2 separate regions of the Mus musculus genome follow, and region 2 is linked to region 1. Evidence: chromatin loops called from intact Hi-C (ENCODE). Cell type or tissue: left cerebral cortex. All regions are shown on one strand. Links, peaks and the distances in the headings refer to the core of each region. The heading gives the core; the rest is flanking DNA. Region 1 overlaps Bnc2 (basonuclin 2). Region 2 has its middle 6.9 kb from the start of Gm33410.

The links. A loop is a pair of places that touch in the nucleus more often than their neighbours do. Peaks named below come from ENCODE experiments on the same cell type or tissue, not always from the same donor. Only the 100,000 strongest peaks of a DNase experiment are listed, where the experiment ranks them.
Region 2: it touches region 1 in a loop (2.1-fold over the local background); 4 of 42 quality-filtered maps call a loop at or near these places.

The regions. Positions count from the first base shown.
Region 1 is chr4:84,667,374-84,672,754 of GRCm38, forward strand. All of the region lies in intron 1 of Bnc2 (basonuclin 2), which reads right to left. Among named protein-coding and RNA genes, the nearest start is that of Bnc2, 5.3 kb to the right of the region's middle. In left cerebral cortex, for the core only: no CTCF peak of the experiment used is centred there; a DNase peak (open chromatin) is centred at 2,454.
Region 2 is chr4:84,062,856-84,068,236 of GRCm38, forward strand. No RefSeq gene overlaps it. Among named protein-coding and RNA genes, the nearest start is that of Gm33410, 6.9 kb to the right of the region's middle. In left cerebral cortex, for the core only: a CTCF peak has its summit at 1,971 (motif pointing right); a DNase peak (open chromatin) is centred at 1,954.

The sequences.
Region 1 (5,381 bases), core at 104-5,103:
ATGCAATAAAATCTTGGTTGGAAAAAAAAATATTCTTAAACTCCTTTCAAAAAAAAAAACCTTTTTTAATTGTTTCAAAGGACATCAAAAAAGTAAAAAGACAGCTCATTGAATGGGGGCAAGCGTTTGCAAACCTTGAATCAGATTGAGGACTGTAACCAGACTGTATCAACAGCTTTTAGACCTCAACTATAAAACGGCAACCTAGGGCAAACGAATGCCTCAGCAGGTAAAGGTGTTTGCCGCCAAGCTTGAAAACCTGACTTCAACCCCTGAAACCTACTTGGTAAAAGAGAGAAGCAACAGGTACCACGGGACATATAGACCTAACTTTTACCACACGTGGTATTTTTTAAGACCACAAGAGGTTTTTTTTTTTTTTTTTTTTTTTTGGTTTTTGGTTTTTGGTTTTGGTTTGTTTGTTTGAAGACAACTGAAATGGAAAACAAAGAAGGCCACATGATCCAACAATTCTTCTTATTGGTGTGCACCCAAGGGTTATAAAACATCTGACCTTCTCCCAAGGAAAGTTCTCAGCAGCATTACCCATAATAATTTTTTAAAAATCCATAAATTGATGAAGGTAAAAGAAACTGTGTATCCTATAATTATTAATGTACAATTTAAATGATGATTACATGGTATGTGAGGCATCTCACAATAAAGTAGTTAAAACTACAAGTAAACCACTATCATTTCTATCATCAAGCACTTGCGGGGAGACAGCCTTAGAGATTACCAAACTGGTTGTTTGGCTAATAGGGGTGAACAGGCAGTGCCATAACTGCCTGTAGAAAGAACTGTATACACTGAAAAGCCTTTATGGAATCTGTTACATTGTATGCTCCCTTTAACAACTGCTTTCCAAGATAGACATCTCCAAACACTGAGCGGGTAAAGATTCGACACCAGAACCAATGACATTCATTGTTGTTCCCTGCTTTCTTCTCACTGGCCTGGAACTCACCAATGAGGCTATGCTGGGTGACCAGTGAACCTCAGGGACCTGCCTGTCACTGCCTTCCCAGCACGGAGAGCAGCAGTGCAGGGCACCATGTTGGGCCCTTTGTACATGCTGTGGAGTCAGGTCAAGTCTTCATGCTACCATGGGAGGCGCTCTACCAACTAAGCTCCCTTCCCAGCTCTGAGAGTTCATTATGATGCTTAAAAATGAAACCCTTTCCATTCTAAATCTCCAACTATTTGTCTTTATTATTATGTGAAAATGACCCGTAACCATTCCTCTTCTCCACATTTCAGCAACCATGAAAACACATGTATAAAAACCAGGTGATAGCCACACTGTGACATGAAGAGCCACAGCAAAGCAGGAGTACAAGGAGATTCATGTGCTCCATTTTTAAAAATAGATTTATAAAACATACACATGCCTATTAAAATATTGTTTCATGATTTTGCAGTGTGTAAAAATTAAGAGACACAGTAACATAATCATTCACATATCATAGTTGATACAAAATTAGTTATAATGCACCATAATAGTCATCAGAAATAACATTTTCCCCCTCCCTCCAAGATTAAAGGAGTAAAGACGACTTTCATTCCTGTCAAAGGTATTCAATTTTCCCCTCAAATGAGGTTTAGATGAAAACAATGTGACTGACAAGCTCCGCACAGGCAGATCTTGGCAACTCTCAACTCCGTCTATCTCCTTGGCCGGTTAAGCAAAATTCCTTCACTAACTGTTAGTCTTCGAAATAACTCCTACAAAGCTCATTACTGCCTCTGTCAGCCTATCCCCCATGTTGCGCATTTATTCCTGGGACGCATATCAACATGTGGCACATGTCCTTGACATGCACAGAAGAGCTGCACCCCAGGACAGCAGCACGCACGACAATAGTCTCCACTCTTACTTCTTTGTGGTTGCTGGGATGTAACGAAGAAATCTAATAACTGTGACAGTGGGGCCTTTCGGGTTCTCCTTGCCTTTGCAGACAGTGAAGCTGCACAGACACTAATGAAAGGTTAAATGAATAGGAATAGCTGACAAGACATACAATAAAGAAGGAGCTTGGTAATCCACAGACACTGAGCAGAGATCCTTGGCTCAAGCAGAGAAAGGACAGCACAGTGCCGAGTCACAATATTTAAAACAGCTTGCTGTACACAGAGGCTTTGTGTCTGGGTACACGTCTGGCTTTGGACTAAGGGGGGAAAAAGATACTAAAAAGGAATTTCAGTATGGGGCACTTTTGGCAAATGTTTAAGGTCATAATAAGAGAAAAAATGTTTTTGTGTGGGCTGTTACATCTTTGTTCTAAACACACAAAAGAGCTGGGACAGCGAACTCATGAACCCCCAGCTCGAAGACAATACTGTACATTTTGATAAGTCTTAAATCCTGTCTGTAGAAGACAAGGCTGGATGTGATTCCCACTGGTGAGACACACATGCAGTGACTCACTTAGCAGTTCCACAGCCTGCCTTCCCCGTGGAAGGATCCCGGATACTGGAGCTCTGGTCCTCAGCTTGTGTAATCAGTTACACTTCAACTGAAACCCGCCAGTATCTTGGACTCTGTAAAACTGCCCAGCAGTTGCTATGAAGAACTTACCATTCTGGCAATTTGTAAATTACAAAACAAACCCATCATAATTTCAAGGGGCTATGACAGTGAAAGCACTTTAACCAGAACTCTTGACTGCAAAACTTAGCTTTCCCCTGTCTCACCACACCTTCAAGGTTGTATGCCTTGGGGAACAAATCCTAAACAATTTAAATGACTACGGGAAAAGTGAAAATGCTCCAGAATGCCTAGGAAATTGCAGTAGAAAGGACAGAATTTACATTGTTATATACATAATTTTTTTTTTAAAATGGTACACTTCTGTTATGGCAAAAACTTTTAAAATGGCATGTCTGTACTACTGCTCTTATGCATATTCATGAGTTAGAATATAGGCTCACAACAAATGATAAAGGAATACATACTGAGAACGTGTTTTAAAACAAGGGAGGCTCTTTGAACACCCAAATTAAATTATAGCTGAACTTTTGAGTGTACTGAGGGCTCTAATAAGCAGCAAATAAAGACTTTTATTGGCTAGCAACATAATGAGAGCTACTGTGCAAGAAGACAAATCTGAGCAGTTTATCTCCCTGGATATAAGATTTACTTAAACGGTAAATAAATGTCAAAATAATGCCCCTAAAAAGTAGCATATGAATAATGAAAATCAATCACTATCGCTGGTTATTTAATATAAACATATCACAAATGGTACTGGTTGGACTGATTAACAAATGCCAAAGAGTAAATAGGAAAACATTCAACTCTGCCGTTTAAATGTAGCTTATTTACTGATTAATAATATGCCAAGTTTTAAAATGATCTGCTGTTTATGGTGACAACACAAAGCCCCCTTCTTTTGCAGGGATGTTTTCTCCAGAACCTGGAGTTGTAGGCAGAACTACTTCACATCATCATCTCTGGAGACAAGTAGCTGTCTTAGTGACCTAAGGAGGGTAGCCTTCTCCTCTGTGGCTGCCTAGGAAGGTGCTCTTGATGGTGTTTGAAGGTGGGCCTGCCAACATGAGAACAACTCCTTCTGTTGACAAAGTGACCCAGTGGTTACACATATTCAAACACTTAGAATATTTGGTTGCACTTTACCTCATTCAAATCACCTACAAGGTAGAGTCCTAGAAAGCTTAGCTGACTCCTTAACTTTCTCAAAAGAAATTCTGTTGCTATCACCACTGGTGTGTGTGTGTGTGTGTGGTGTGTGGTGTGGTGTCACCTCCAAGCCTAAACTCTAAGCCAGTTATTGTGCAACATTCTGACTGCCAGAGTTCTTTTTTTTTTAAACCTTAAGTATATCTAATAAAATCATGAGGCTCCCTCTAGCTCTTTAGAGAGCTTACTAACCAGCTATACTATGTAACTCCTGACCAAGAAGAGATGTTGCAGGAGAACTGCCGTTTTAAACTCTGTTTCTTGTCAGGATGCAGATGTTAAATGAGACCATCTGCAGAGGAATTCAGAAAACACCACTCCTTTATACATTCATCAAGTTAAGACTATTAATCGCTCCCAACCTAAGCTTTCTGTACAAGACCTCTATAGTGAAACTGTAGCCAGTATCAACTGTGCATGCTTTCTCAACTGAGATTTACTCACCTTGTACAAAATGAATTTTAATCTCAAAAACCAACATGTGAACCCTTCAAAGAAATCCAACGTGTAACCTGGTCTCAATTTTAAAAGTGTACCTTTAAATTTAAAAAGAAAAACCTCAGAGGAGAGACTAGCCCACCCTATGAACAGTGCATCTGTGGAATTTATGTAAAACAAAGATACTGATTCATAAAAAAAAATCTTCATGCACCATAATATTTATACACAATGCTGTTAATGACTTTTTTATTGTTTAATCTTTTCAGCAATTCAGTATTGAATATTTGGGAATTGTACTTATTTAGATGACTATAAATAACATAGTTGAAGTGTGCCATTGATGTTTTGTTCATCTTACAACAGCCATAAAAGCCACTATTACACTGGCAGATCACGCCAAACAAGTGAATATGAGCATTGCTAAATCAAACTCTTCATCCTTGCTAAAGCCATCTTTCAAACATTTACAGAATATTTAAAATAGCCCTGAGGCTTAACTCTAAATTTAAAGTAAGGGAAACCGTTAGCTTCGAGTCATCACCTACTTTGGACTCCCTTAATCTAGGAAATATTCCCAGGAACAACAAAAAGACTAGCTCTCTCTCCTCTCCCACCCCCAACCCCCCCCCCTCTTTTTTTTTTTTTTTTTTTTTTGCCAGTGTCCAATTTCTTCTTTTCTGAACAGCTGTATTATCCAACTTAAGTTGCTCTGCTAATTTCAGTCCCTCAAGGACTAACTTGGAAGGCAAAAAAATACAAGAAAAGATCAATTTGCTGGGAAAGATCAAATGAGAAAACTGTGGGGACAGCACCAGGTCAGCGCGTGGAGAACTAAGCAGACCTGTTCTTCATTAACTGCAGCTCTCTGGGGACGTCACACACTACCTGTCCGTGGGCTTTATTGAACCGTCTAACCCGCCTCTCTGTTCCATTCTTCTGGGCCCAAGTGAATCATATCCTGCTGCTGACAAGTTAGCAGGGGACTGCGGCTGCAACATGAAAGTACTTTTCTTTCTTGTCTAAATCAGGCAGATTTTTGAAAAGACGACACAGCATTGACTCGTGACATGGCAAGATGAAACGAGAGGTCTGGGCCGGTCTTGGAGCTTCGCAGATAAAAGTAATCAAACGACAGTCGTGGAATGCAAATTGGCATTCTTGACTGCAGCAATTGCACAACCATGAAACATCCCTGACAGCAAGCAAGATTAGGACAAAATGTTATGTAAAGCACTGAACT
Region 2 (5,381 bases), core at 79-5,078, 600 kb before region 1:
AGGAGTCTTTGCCATTCCAAACTTCTGTTTCTTCAACCCTTAAAATGTCTGGACCCAGCAAACTCCACCTTGTTGCTTCCAGGAGTGCTTCAGTCAGCTGGTTTACCCAGAACTTCAAAGGCAATGGAGATGAAAATTCTACATCATGATCTGAAGGCAGATGCAAGGAGACTGTCATCATTAGCTCTGGACAGAGCCTGAGCTGAGGAAGTCTCAAAGCCCATCTCAGCAGTGACACACTTCGGTCCAACGAGGCCACACCTCTTAATAGTGCCATTGCCTGTGGCCAAGCATAATTAAACACACGAATCTATGGGAGCCAAACCTATTCAGACTACCACACAATCTAATACTGATTAAGAGTTTGACATTTTTTCTTTTTTAAAAAAGGAAGTAAAAATAAATAGGTTCAAATTGCTCTCTCAAATGAGAATAAAACTTTTCCTCTATTTGACTTTAAAAAATAATGTATACTAAATAAGATCTTTGAAATTGTGTAAGGGCTTTGCAGGTGAAGCCTGCTATCCAAGCTGATTTTCCAAAGGTCAAGTATCATATTAGTATAGCATCCAATAAACCGTTGCTACCGAGAGACGGGAAGAGACTCCTAAGACTCCAAGAGGAGGGACCGGGTCTCACTGTCTCTTCTTACCTCATGGGGCTATAGAAGAGGGTCTCAGGATTATTAGTGAGAACTGTGTATGTTTACTTGACAAAACTCTTCACGTGGTGGTTACCATATGCCGAATACCACTCTGAAGGAATCTGAACCATCTGCCCACTTTATGAGTGTAAGGGCTGTAAGGCAGGGACTTCTGCCATTATCGTTTGTTTGCAGACGGTGAGATGAAGGCACACTACTACCAAATGCGTTGAGGTGACTCAGAACCCATATCCTACTGGCCACTAAGCTCACCAGTCTTCTGTGGTGTGCATCTTAAGTTCTCTGAGAAGTTTTTTTTTTCCTCTCTTTAATCCCCTGTGATCTGGGTAAAGTCTTCAACAGACAGGTGTCTCCGAGAGCACGGGGACTCTGCTGTCTGGGAAGCGGCATCGGGCTGAGCCCCCAGTGTTGAACAGTGGGGTCCTAGATAATCTGGGGATTTTCCACTTCATGCTCCCCCACTCCCACCCTCATGCACCAGCTTTGTTTAAACAGAGGAAAAGACTTGAGGACAGGGCTAAGGAGCAAGCTGCCACCGCTCTGAGATTGTGTTAAGACATGCTGGAGTTTGAAAGTTTGTAACCATGTGGTTCTGGTTGTGTCCCTATGTGTGAAAAGTGTTCCTTTGTTTATTTATGCTTTCGTGGCCACTGTGTATATGTGTGTATTGCCATAGGCTTTCTAACATAAACAGAGGATGCTAGCGTAAACTTCCAGTGGGACCTGGTTTCTTCCTGCTGTGTACATTCAAACCCTCCAATCTAAGACTTTTAAATCAACAATTTTCCTTTTCAGAGAGGGTCATTATTTGTTTAGCAGTGCACAGGCTGGTCAGCACGCTGGGCGTTTCTATTCTCTTGACAAAACTGAAGCCCAGGCTGAGATCAGAGTTCTCTGCTATGTGGGTTCTCTAGGCCACAGGTGGCCAAGACGTCCCTTAGGCAGGACCTGAAGCCCTAAAAGCAGGAGTCTTTGTTGCTCCCAACTTCCATTTCCTCAACCCTTAAAATGTCTGGACCCAGCAAACTCCACCCTGTTATTTCCAGGAATGCTTCAGTCAGGCGTTTTACCCCCATCTTTAAAGGCAATGGAGCTTTGCTGCTGCTCCTGCAGCTGTAGCAGACAGCGCATGTGTCGTCAGCTTTTGTCTGTCTGCAGAGGCACCATTCAAGACGCCTCCCTGGAAGGTGATGTCTGAAGTGTTATTCTTAAGGAAGCAAAGCACCTAAGTATGGAAGAGTGTTGTGCAGAATGGGGCTTTCCCGGCTGTGGGGCTCCAAAGCTGGGAGGATAAACTCGCCCAGCAGAGGGCGCCACCGCGCCGGCGCTTACAGCTGTGCAAGCCAGGCAGGGGGATGCTCAAAACCACAGAAAAGGGGAAATTCCATACTTTCCCCCCACCTGCCTCGACCTCCCTCTTTCTCCTCCCTCATCTCCTCTCAGCCCCTTCCTTTCTCCCTCTGTTACCACCCTGTCTCAGTCTTTCTTCCTGACCATCTCTAACTCTTAACCCCTCCCTAACTTTAGCAGGGCACTCCTGGGAGCCTCAAGTCTAGTAACTGAGTGTTAATTATGTCTGAGTGGATTCTAGAGGAAAAGAAAACCATATACTGTATCAGCAGAGAAATGGTTTCACTATGAGGAAACTAATGATGCTTTTATCAGGAACAATATAAAGATTGCTTTTTTACTAGTGTGTGTCCCGTAGGGTTCAGGGCTATGAGATATTTCTGTATCTGGCTTGAGGTTCCTCTGAGCTTTTACATAATCAAATCAATATAGCCATGATTCACCCTCTGGCAACAACTGCTCGCTGCAAGTTTGCTGTTGCTCCTTTAGTGGCTAAAAGGAAAATAAATAAATATATAGAAAGGAACTTATTATGAATCGGTAGCCATTGATTTGTTCCGTCTTCTGACTTCCTTTTTAATTGCACCGCGTACACATGTTCTCACACACAGGCAGCATGATCCCGTAAGTTCACGGCCAGTCAGAAATAAGGTGGCCAGGAGTGCCTGAGGGCTTGCCACTGTCCATTTGGAAGAGACAGGTTGCTTGTTCGGAGAGAATAAAGCAGAGGTGGAGATGGGAGCCGGCCCCCTCACACTCTGTACATTGTTTGCATCTTCTTTCTCATCCCTGTGAATTCCCTACATTCCGGGCATGATTTTGGCTCTTGCCTCTCTCTCTCTTTCTCTCTCAGTTATCTTGTTTTTGTATCAGGAATTTCCCTCCCCTCCCCTGGCAGAAACCATCTGCTTAGGACCCAGATCTGTCCCCAGGGCTGTCAGCGAGGCCCCAATATTTTTCTCCCATCCTGAGGACAACTGGTCTGGACCCAAAGAGTGGATTGGGGGGGGGGGGGAAGCTTGGGAGAAAGAAGTAAGGGAGAGTCCATTCAGTGTAGGGAGCAAGCCACCTACGATGGCGGGCCAGTGTCTTCCCTTCTCTGTCCCGAGGAAGTCACAGGAAGGAGCTGCACAGAGCCTGAAGCCTTCACAACACACCCAGCTTGCTGTTTCCTTCACCACTTTCTCCCTTAAAGTAAATAAACACAGACGGCTTTCAAACTAACCCTCGTGAGAGAAGTCAGTGCCATACAACTGTGTCATCTGCTTTTCATAGGCAAACTGGGATGACCACAAAATACAGCTTTTCTAGTGCCTTGTGTGGCTTAGAATCAACAAAATCAACTGATGGAATAAGTGTGTTAGTCTGTCTAGGGAGAAACCGAGATGGAGCCTCCCGGGCAATCTGCTGGTCACCGGGGATGGTGAAGTGCTGTGTGTTTTATGCTCTGGTCCTTAAATCAGAGACCTTGCTCATAGGTGTGCTTCATTTATCCCATCCCCTATAAGAAGAAAAACATGAGAAATAATAGCAGACACAAAACAGGAAAGAAAACCCATTCATGCAATTAAGATACCCAGAGTCCCTGGGGAAATAGTATCACCAAAATGAACATGTTCCCTAATTATGAAGGAATCCTGTTACTGAACACAATTCCCTGACAATAACACTATATCCCTCTGAGAAACAGTGGAGGAGAAATTCTGGAAGGCTCTCTCTGGCTAGTGGGGGGTAGAAAAATCTACCCTCAAAGAACATCATTTGCAGTTTCTCAGCAATGTTTACAGGCATCAGGACAGACAGGGTCCAGCTGGGGTGCAAGGGGAAGGGAAGGGACTTTCAGACAGGCTTACAAGTGATGATACCAGCCCCAATCTTATCAACATGCAGAGATCTCCACTAGTGGCCATTTATTAAGCATCTACTATGCCCAAAAGCTGCTAGGTGCTGTGTCTGTATTATTACAGTACATTAACTTTGACCTTCAAGATTGCTCACGATATTCCATTAATATGCTTGTCTTTCTAGGGAAATTATGTGTACTTTCTCAAAGTTGAGATTGTCTCCAGTGGAGAAGCAATACTGAGTTAGAATCCTGTGAGTCTGCATCCCCCCCCCCCCCCCAGTGGATGGTGGCTAAAGGAGGTACACAACTGGTCAACATAGAGAATAGGAGACTGGGAAGTGTGTAGCCCTAAATGAGATATCCACATCACACCCTTTCCTCCCAAGGCTCAGGGCCCATTGAAGAAAGGGGATGGAAAGATTCTAAGAGCCAGAGGTGGTAGGTTACAACTATGTTGTGACATCATGCACGAGACCTGTGCAGAACTAAGTCATAATTAAGCCATAACCAGTATGGAGGTGGGAGGTGGTCATGAGGTCCCTCCCCTAGCCCACTGGCAAGAAGAAGGTATTTAAGTACGGGGGTCCTTGGTAAATCAACCACATTCCATCAGATGGCCCACACTTAAGAGTATTTGGGCAACACAAATTGGTTTCAGGATTTTTTGTTTGTTTTTGTTTTTTGTTTTTTCAAGACACAAAGTGAGGTGGGAAGATAGGGGAGAAAAAGGAATACATATAACCAAAGTGTATTCTGCAACATTTCAAAGAATTAATCATAATAATTAAAAAATGGTACTGCAAAGAAAGTCCTGATACTTCCATTTTATGGAATTCAAAGAGATTACACATCAGTTACCCGAGGACGGAAAGCCGGTGCAGAGTCTTCCAGGGGTCCAGCCAAGACCCTTCAATCTCCAAAGCTATGTTCTGCTGCCATGCCCACCACACAGCAAGTTTAGAAAACCTGCCAACATTACCTTGAGGGGTTCCTAGACCACCACACATTACATCATTACGTGTGCTTCCCTAGAACCAGTGTTCAGAATCATACAGTCGCTAAATTAAACCTACTACTTTATGGACACTGCTCTCACAAAAGGGCCCGATCTTAATGCAAACGAAAAAAAGTTGGTATAAGTCAATTACATAAAATAGATCGAGGTGGGGGAGATGACAGATGTGCTAAACATCACCAAGCATGCAGAGCACAAACTATGGTCTGCTGTGCTGCACGGAAGACCAAGACCGCAAGAGTGCTGTTAAGAGGTATCTAGAATCGGGAGCTGAGGACTCTGGTCCATGTATTAGTGATGCCTGCTGTGGCAAGCTGTGCAGAGTTAGAGGAGGGCAGGGGAATGGCAACTTGTGAAATCACTTTGTTCTTCTTGAGCAAGCCCAGTGTTCTCCTGCTCCTCCCCCAGAGGAAGAACGGCTACTCTAACGCTGAGTCAATGTCCATTAACTATTAACTCTTTCCAACAGCTCAAAGCATTTGCCCGTGGTACTCCATTAATGTGCT